Regions from separate parts of the Mus musculus genome. Here region 2 is linked to region 1. Evidence: chromatin loops called from intact Hi-C (ENCODE). Cell type or tissue: left cerebral cortex. All regions are shown on one strand. Each heading gives the region's core, and the rest is flanking DNA. Links, peaks and the distances in the headings are about the cores only. Region 1 holds the start of Suox (sulfite oxidase). Region 2 overlaps A430046D13Rik (Riken cDNA A430046D13 gene).

Region 1 (4,391 bases), core at 134-4,133:
AAGAGTAAACAAGTAATAACATTCACTCAGACCTTTCCTCTTTTCTCCCTCCACCCTTCTAAAATAAATACCCCATCTGAGAACTGAACCTCAATTCAGAGTCTCCACCCTGACCTCGTAGTCTATGGCATTCTAGTGATCTCAGCAAACTGAGCAGAGTCAATGGCCAGGGTGTCAGGGGATGGGCTAGAGAAGGAAGTTAATTTTTCTGCTCTCTGTCCTGCTGAGGTGTCTTCCTCACAACCTAGTGCCTCTCTGACCTAGGATGGTCAAAGTGGAGAGTAGTAAGAAGCCGCTGGTTGCTGAGATGCTAGGGATGGGACTCTTACAAATGGCGAAGGAAGATGGAAAAGGCGAATTTTTCTCCTCTTTACGCCTGGGCCACGGGGATCCCTACTCTTCCTGCCATCTACTCTTAATTTCAGCAACCTGCTTTTTACCAGCCCCGTTCCAGGTTTGGGAGGAGCGGCCTGCTAAATACCGAAATGCTACTCCGTGGTGCAAGAGTAGTCCTTACTCTCTGAGACACTTTAGGTAGGAGGGTGTGTCTGTCCAGAATTCGGACAGAACACCAGCCTGCGACCCCAGGAGCACACCGACATCATATATGGAGATACTGGTTCTTTTGCTACTGCTAAGATTTGGAGGTTGCTCCAAGTTACTCCAAGATTTGGCGGCACTGGCCGCCTTGGTCCCACCGTTGCCCTCCCTCCTTTCTCTCCCGGTCGCAGTCCCCTTACCCGGCTGGATGTCGGCAGCGGAACAATTTCACCCGCCCCGTGCAGGGCTAGAGCGGCCCAGAGCGGAGGGGCGGGGCGGGGCGGGGCTCGGCCGTGACGTGTACAGTTTGTGCAGGCGTCCTGACGCCCCTCGCCGGCTCCGCAGCTATTGGCCCCTAGCTTTGCAGCTGCTCTTGACGAGGACTGTCAACTGTCGCCCGGTCGCCGGGTCGCCGGGTCGCCGGGTCGCCGGGTCGCCGGGTCGCCGGGTCGCCGGGTCGCGGGGTTGCGAAGCTGGGGGGCGGGGCGTCGCCGGGTCCTGGATGGTACAGGCCTCTGCCTCCCGGGGACCGGGGTCACACACTGGTGACCAGAGCAGACCGCAGCTCCGTAGGGAATTGTGAGGCACAACTGATGCTCTGTATCTAGACAGTGGAAGGTGACAAGGCCTTGAAAGGTGGCCACGAGAATGGGGACCACATTCCCGGGGAAAACCCAGGGTTTTGTCCCGCGCCTCGGTAGTTCGGTGTTGCAACGTTGAGTCCTAGGGAAAGCAAGGCCAGGAATAACGGCAGAAATGATGCCCAAAATAGTGGCTCAACGATTCCCAGAGTGGATTTCTGAAGTGTGAAAACAGCAATACCGAAAAACCATGTTTTATTTGAGACAAGGTCTCACTATGTAGCTCTGGCTGGTCTGAATCTAGCTTTGTAGACCCTGCTGATCCGGAACTCCGGAGGTAGATTTGTCTGTCTCTGCCTCGAGTACCTCACTTAAAAGCATGCACCAAAGTCTGCGTGATGAATTTTTTAAAAAGCGTCTACTTAAACAAGAAAAAAGGGCAGTTTAACAAAAGTATAAACATTGTAGTCTTGTATATAAAAGGTAAAGGACAATGATAGAAAAATTTGCTATTACTCTTAATCATTTACTAGAGATTGAAATTTTGACATTCACTTTGGGCTCCGGGAACAAACATTCATAGACTGCCCTCTAGAGACCAGAGGGTTGAGCTACAGTCGCATCAACTTAGAACAAACTTTTACATCTGGAAGTTCATCTTTGTCCATTTATGTTTTTTGATTGTTTTTGGTTTTTGTTTTTTGAGGAATTGGGCTAAGAATCCTGAACAGGGAAGTGTACTCAGAAAAGGGGACGTGATAGTGAATAGGTGATATTGACTCTAACGTTTTTGGGAGTGGAAAGGTTTTCAGCCTTTGCAGATTATCATCCGAAAGGTTGGTTCTGTTTTTGTTTTTATTTTTTGAGGCAGGGTTTCTGTGTAGCCCTGACTGTCCTAGAACTTACTGTGTAGACTAGGATGGCCTGGAACTCACAGAGATCTGCCTGCCTCTGTCTCCAGAGTGCTGGGATTAATGTAAAGGGCACATCCAGGCCCTGTTGTTGAAAATAAAGTTTCAGTTGGTGTTACAGTGCCAGAGTATGATTCCAGCTGAGGCCGGCCATGATTGTACACAAAGACCCTGTCAAATATGTACTTGGTATGGTTTCTCCGTCCATCTACTAATGCACCACCTTTATTTTAGGGAGCTACTATCTCCTGTAGTGCAGATGGACCTCTACTTCCAGGTGTTGGGAATACTAGGTGTGTGCCACACACCTGGCTCAACCTCCACAGTCTCTTCATTGCACAGCTGGAGAGACTGAGGCACTGCTGACTTGACAAAGGCCCACAGATGGCAATTAGGACTGGCCTGGAAACTTAAGGGCTGCCTGACTCTAACTGGCTGGCTCTCTAAACATCCTTTCTCACTTAGAACCCTCGTGCCTACAATCAGTCTCTTATGTTTTCATTTTCTGTATTTCAGTCCTTTAGACTATGACAGATTGGAGGGCTTCAAGCAGAAATAAGAAACAGGTCTGGGCAGAAATGTTTCTTTTTGGGATAGAAGCTACTTGATCAATCAAAGTTAATTTAATAATTTTTTTTTTTTTGGAAATATGGTCTTGCTAAACTACTATTTAGGATGCCTTTAAACAAGTCTTACAGCTTCAGCCTTCCTAAATAGCCGACAAGTGTCACCATATCCAGCTGTTTCTTTTTTAAGATTTATTTTGTATGTATGAGTCATGTATATGTACCATGTGTGTACCTGGCACCTATGGAGGCCGGAAGATATCAGCTACCCTGGGTCTGGAGTTATTGATGGCTGTGAGCTGCCATGTGGGTGCTAGTATTGAATCCACATCTCTACAAATGCGACAAGTGCTTTAGACCACTGAGCCATCTCCCCAGCTATCTTTTTTTGTTGTTGTTGTTGGTTATCAGATAGTCTTTTATTGAAATATTTTCTTGTTGCTTCTTAACTAGCTGGGCACTCCACTGCACCACTGTTGATGTCATCTATGATGTCATGAGGGTGGTGGCCATCCACATTGCAGCCCACAGACTGTGCAGTACCCAGGATCTCCTTGATAGTCCCAGAAAGTTCTCTAGCCAAAGACCGGTGTCTCATCTGCTGGGCAATGTTGACAATCTCATCAAAAGTAATGTTCCCACTGTGTTTAATGTTCTGCTTCTTCCGGTCTCTTGGTGGCTCTTTGAGGGCTTTGATGATCAGGGCAGAGGCAGAGGGCACCACCTCAATCTGGGCCTGTCTGTTGTGGATGGTCAGTTTCACTGTAATTCTGAGACCTTTCCAGTCACTGGTAGCCTTGGCAATGTCATCAACAACTTTCTTCGGAGACAGACCCAGAGGACCGATCTTCAGGGCCAAGGCGGATGTGGCACCGACCTCGCCTCCGGTGCACCTCAGGTACACGACTTTGACCTCATTGGGGTCGAACTTGGGCGGCATGGTGGAGGCGGCTGGTGTCGGATGAACCTGGATTCGGGACGACCGAAGAAAGTTGCACCGTTGCCTCCTCCAAGCCGAAAGCCGAAAAGCCCCAGTTATCTTTTCTCTGTTTAATCTTAAAGTTATGGATCCAATTCAGAAACTAATATACAAGTGAGCCCTAGAAAAATGCAAAAATATTGCATACTGGTCCCAACAGTTCAGATATGGCATTCCTCTGTCTAATCTCAATGTGGTTCAAGAGATGCAGACTATACCAACAAACAAAGAAAAATAAGGCACATTTGATAAATCATGTATCTCTGAACATAAGCGCTCTCTCTCTCTCTCTCACACACACACAAATAAAAATAAAAACAAAATCAAAGAAATAAAAAGGGTTATTTTCCAAATTGGTTCTTCGACTAGTTAGAGGTGCCAAGGTGGAGGGAAAGGATGCTTGAGGTATCATGGATTTATTTCTCTGGGCCCTTTCTTCCCATTTTTTAGTTTCAGGCAGACAAACAAAACAACAGTCCAGTGCACTTTCTTTTTTCCTTTTTTACTTACATTAAATACATCGATAAATCAGCAGTTGCATTCTGTTACCACGATTGTTATGTTAGGAGAGTGAAAGAAAGGCAAATGCTTCCTTAGGAAAGAAATATAAAGGCAAAAATGTTGAGCCCTCCCCCTAAAAACTGATCAAAAGAAAAAAGGTAACGGGGGAGGGGAGGGAGAGAACAAAACCCCTCAAGCCCAACAGAGCTCCAGCGAAGGCAGGAGAGCTGGCAGGAGGAGAGGGAAGGCAGCAGGTAGGCCAGGAACTAAGGCCAATACTGTTCCTAAGAGAGGGGGGGAGGGAGGGAAGGAG
Region 2 (4,391 bases), core at 178-4,177, 170 kb before region 1:
TACCTGGAAGTATAAGCAACATAAACCTTTTCCTTCCCGACTTGATGTCGGGCATGGTGTTTTGTCACATCAATAAAAATCCCAGGACAACAACTAACCCACAATAAAAAGGAGGATAATGAAGAGGCCTTATACACAACTTACAAAGCCTTTCTTAGGCCATTTTTATAGACTGGTGTGAGGCATGGGGTATAAATAGAAAAGTTGGTTTTAACAAGTAAAGCTGGTTTCCTATTGCAGTTAACTAAGGCGGAGGTCACAGACTTTGCTGTTGTTTTAAAATCTCCTAGGAACTTCTTATAACAACAAACTTGTAGATTGCTCCTCTGTCTGTGTTAGGGCCTGGAAATCTTGTTTCACATAGATAATGTAATCTAAGCTTTAATAACAGTCATCATTTCAAAAGATACTTTGTGTGTGTGTGTGTGTGTGTGTGTGTGTGTGTGTGTGTGTGTGTGTGTGTAGGTGAACAGGTGCTAAGGCTGAAGGTCAGCTTGTGAGAATTGGTTCGTTGTTTCTACCTGGTGGACTCTGAGTGTCAACCTCAGGTTGTTATGGTCGGTGGCAAGTGGCTGTAACCGATGGGCTGTTTTGCCCACCCACCTCTTCTCATTCCCCTTACATCATCTCCTGTTTAAAATTCATCCATATTTGGAATTTGGCCTGCAAGTATTTTATTTTTGTTTGTTCTCAGACAGGGCAGGCCTGGAACTGGTTATGTACCTGAGGGTGACCTTGAACTTCTGGTCCTTAGGCCTTCGCCTCCCGTATGCTAAGATCTCAGTATTTGCCACCGTACCAGGCTGCCCTGGAACTCACTATGCAGCCCACTCTGTCCTCAAACTGCGACGACCCTTCTGCCTTAGCCTCCCCGAGTGTCGGGATCACAGACAGGAGCCACAACAGGAGCTGTGAGCCCAACTTGCCAGTCAGCTTTCATGTGCTTAGATAACGATCAGAGGCAGCTTTTGCCCAGCATCCTGGCACATTGTGGCTTCCAGTAGCCCACAGAGGGGGCACAGCTTCAGCTTCAAACACTTACTTCCTGTTCTGGCCGAATTCTGTTCAGCCACGCCCGATGGCTTGCAGATCTTCAAAGATATCCTGTCTCTCTGGTTCTTAGCTTGTTCCCTTTGACTTGTATACTCTCTTCCAAGACACAAACATACACACACACACATTCATGCACACAACAAACCCACATGCACACACACACCTACACACTATCCTGCACCAAGCATAGCCAGGTCACCTGGTCCATACGAGGTCCTGAAATATTTATAGAATGAATGGACAGATATGACACAACAGCTGGTGTCATCCAGGAAGGACCCTGGGGCCTAAGGGGTTGGGGCAATATATTACTGCTTTTACATTTTCACCCTGAAATGGGTGAGGTGATCTGACTTGATAAAGGAGGTAGGAGAGAACTCTAGGGAGTAGCAAAGACTTGAAATACATGCAGTGAAAGAAGGGAGAAGGGTCATTGGGCTCCAGCCAATTCACAAACTCTTTTTTAAAAATTAGGTTTTGAGACACAGTCTCACTATGTAGCCTTGGCTGACCTGGGAGCTCCTCAGAGCTCCTCCTCCTCCTGAGGCAAATCTCTGTGAGTTGGAGGTCAGCCAGGGCAACCAAGTGAGACCCTGTTTTTAAAAACAACCGCCGATCGTGGTAGTGCATGCCTTTAATCCCAGCACTTGGGAGGCAGAAATCAGAGGATTTCTGAGTTCGAGGCCAGCCTGGTCTACAAAGTGAGTTCCAGGACAGCCAGGGCTATACAGAGAAACACTGTCTCGAAAAACCCAAATAAATAAATAAATAAATAAATAAATAAATAAATAAATAAAAACAACCCTCCCCCCCCAACCTGTAATTTTATTGTTTGTATGTGGGCATGATGTATTCGTGGGCTTGATGTGTATGCGTGGGCGTGGTGTATGTGGGCATGTGTGCCAAAGCACATGGATCAGGTCACAGTTTCTTTATATGAATCTAGGGCTCAATCTCAGGTCATCGAGACTGTGGCATGTGCTTTATCCACTGACTATCTTGTCCTACCTGTGTGCCTGGTACCCACAGAGTCCAAAAGAGAGCGTCAGATCCCCTGGGACTGGAGTTACAGATGGCTGTGAGCTGAGCCGCCACCACAAGGGCTGGGACTCCAGCCCATATGTACTTTGTAGTGGTCGCTGTTGTTCATTTTTTAGGTTTATTTTATGTGTATGGGCTTTCTGCCTGCATATATGTATTCGTACCACGTACATACCTGCTTAGTGTCCAAAGAGGCCAGCAGAGGGCATCGGCTCCCCCTGGAACTATAGTTAGACTGTTGTGCCAGCGGGTAGGTGCTGGGAACCAAGCCTGGGAACCAAGCCGCTCTATGCAAGAGCAGTAAGTACTTTATTTTAAAACAAGGTCTCGCCGGGCGTGGTGGCGCATGCCTTTAATCCCAGCACGCGGGAGGCAGAGGCAGGCGGATTTCTGAGTTCAAGGCCAACCTGGTCTACAGAGTGAGTTCCAGGATAGCCAGGGCTACACAGAGAAACCCTGTCTCGAAAAACCAAAAACAAACAAACAAACAAACAAACAAGGTCTCGAGGCATAGCCTTGGTTGGCCTGGAACTCTCTATGTAAATCAGACTGGCCTGGAACTCTCACAGATCTTCCTGCCTCCACCTCCAGAGTGCTGGGATTTAAAGTGCACCACTCTTAGGCCCACCTAACTTTAACTGCTTTTTCTTCTGATGTTCTGGTTCTCAACTGACTTTCTTTGATATCTTGTTAACTATAACTCGGTCAGAATCATCCCGGGTTGGAAAGGTGGCGGGCGAAGCATGTTAACCCCTCAGAGGTAGTGCACTTCCACCAGGAATGCTGGAGGGTTCTGTAGGTAGGGAAAAGGCTGGGCAGGTGACTGAATTGCCACACCCTCTTCACGACTGCACATAGTTTGGTTCAATAAAGCTATATTCCAAGAGGGGAGTAGCCTATCTGTCACTGTCAAAAGTAAACTGTTTGTAGGCGAGCTAGGGTAGTCATCCAGTGGTAGAACATTTGTCTGGCCCTGGGTTTGTACCCTAACACTACACATATAAGAGGAAAAGCTACAGAGCATGGGGACACATGCTTGTAAACCCAGAACTGTGCAGGCAGAGGCAGGGGGGCTGTCAGAAGTCTAAGGTAAACCTGGCCTATGTGGCAAGACGTCTCAAAACAGGCTGGGGAGATGGCTTAGTATACAAACATAAGAACCTGAGTTTGGGCCAGCATTTAGGAGGCAAAGGCAGGCAGATCTCAGTGAGTTCAAGGCCAGCCTGGTCTACATAGCAAGTGCCAGGCCAGCCAAGGATTGGTAGTAAGATCCTGTCTCCAAAAGCAAGGGTGAGGCCCCAGGATGTGTCAGTATGCAAAGACCGATGACCTTCATCTCTGGACCCGCAGGACAGAGGAGGAAAACCACGTCCTCCAAGTTGTCCTCTGACCTTCACACACACACATACACACACAGCCTCGAGAGTGCTTACATGCACGTGCACACACACGCACGCACGCACACACACACACTCACAGACACTAGATAATTGCAATGAAAAGTAAGGGCAGACAGTTCCTGAGGAACAATACTTGAGGTGACCTTTGGCCTCCACACACGTGCATGCAAGGTCCACCTGCAACCACACATGCCTACACATGAATGCACACATATACCATAGACACAAGAGTTAAAGCATTAAACCACAAGTCAGGACCAATGGCATAGGCCGGTAGTCCCAGCTACCTGGGAGGCTGAGGAAGGATCACAAGAACAAGGCCAGTCTGGGCTACAGAGTAAGTTCAAATCCAGCTTAGGAAACTTGACGAGACCCTCTTCTCCTTTTTTCTTTTTCCTTTTTTTCTTTCTTTCTTCCTTCCTTTCTTTCTTTCTTTCTTTCTTTCTTTCTTTCTTTCTTTCTTTCTCTCTTTTTGTTTTTTGAGACTCCTTTCTCAAAATTAAGAGAACTAGGGATATAACTCAATGATATAGCACTTGGCTAGCTAGCATGCATGAGACCCAGGGTACAGAAAAAAAAAAAAAGAACCTTGAACCCCTAAAAGTTTTGCTAAATAACAACTATATTTAATTCCGTGACAGATGATTCCTTCACATTCTTTTGTTTGTTTGTTTTTTGAGACAGGGTTTCTCTGTGTAGCCCTGGCTGTCCTGGAACTCACTTTGTAGACCAGGCTGGCCTCGAACTCAGAAATCCGCCTGCCTCTGCCTCCCAAGTGCTGGGATTTAAGGCGTGTACCAGCACTGCCCAGCCCTTCACATTCTTTTAAAAACAAAAACAGTAATTTTTTTAAGAACTGTTTTATGTGCATGACTGGTTTGCTGTATGTGTGTGTAC

The links. Peaks named below come from ENCODE experiments on the same cell type or tissue, not always from the same donor. Only the 100,000 strongest peaks of a DNase experiment are listed, where the experiment ranks them.
Region 2: a loop joins it to region 1, with 4 times the contacts of the local background. A loop is called at or near these places in 1 of 42 quality-filtered maps.

The regions. Positions count from the first base shown.
Region 1 is chr10:128,673,112-128,677,502 of GRCm38, forward strand. Suox (sulfite oxidase) reads right to left here and starts at 807. Exons shown (of 4, transcript NM_173733.3): 1 at 741-807. Rab5b (RAB5B, member RAS oncogene family) reads right to left here. Exons shown (of 6, transcript NM_177411.4): 6 at 4,068-4,391. It also overlaps the pseudogene Gm6336. In left cerebral cortex, for the core only: a CTCF peak has its summit at 1,729 (motif pointing left); DNase peaks (open chromatin) are centred at 417, 921 and 1,682; H3K4me3 peaks cover 1,611 bases; H3K27ac peaks cover 1,356 bases.
Region 2 is chr10:128,503,837-128,508,227 of GRCm38, forward strand. It overlaps A430046D13Rik (Riken cDNA A430046D13 gene), which reads left to right. Exons shown (of 2, transcript NR_131151.1): 2 at 1-406. Among named protein-coding and RNA genes, the nearest start is that of Mir6916, 6.0 kb to the right of the region's middle. In left cerebral cortex, for the core only: a CTCF peak has its summit at 2,226; no DNase peak of the experiment used is centred there.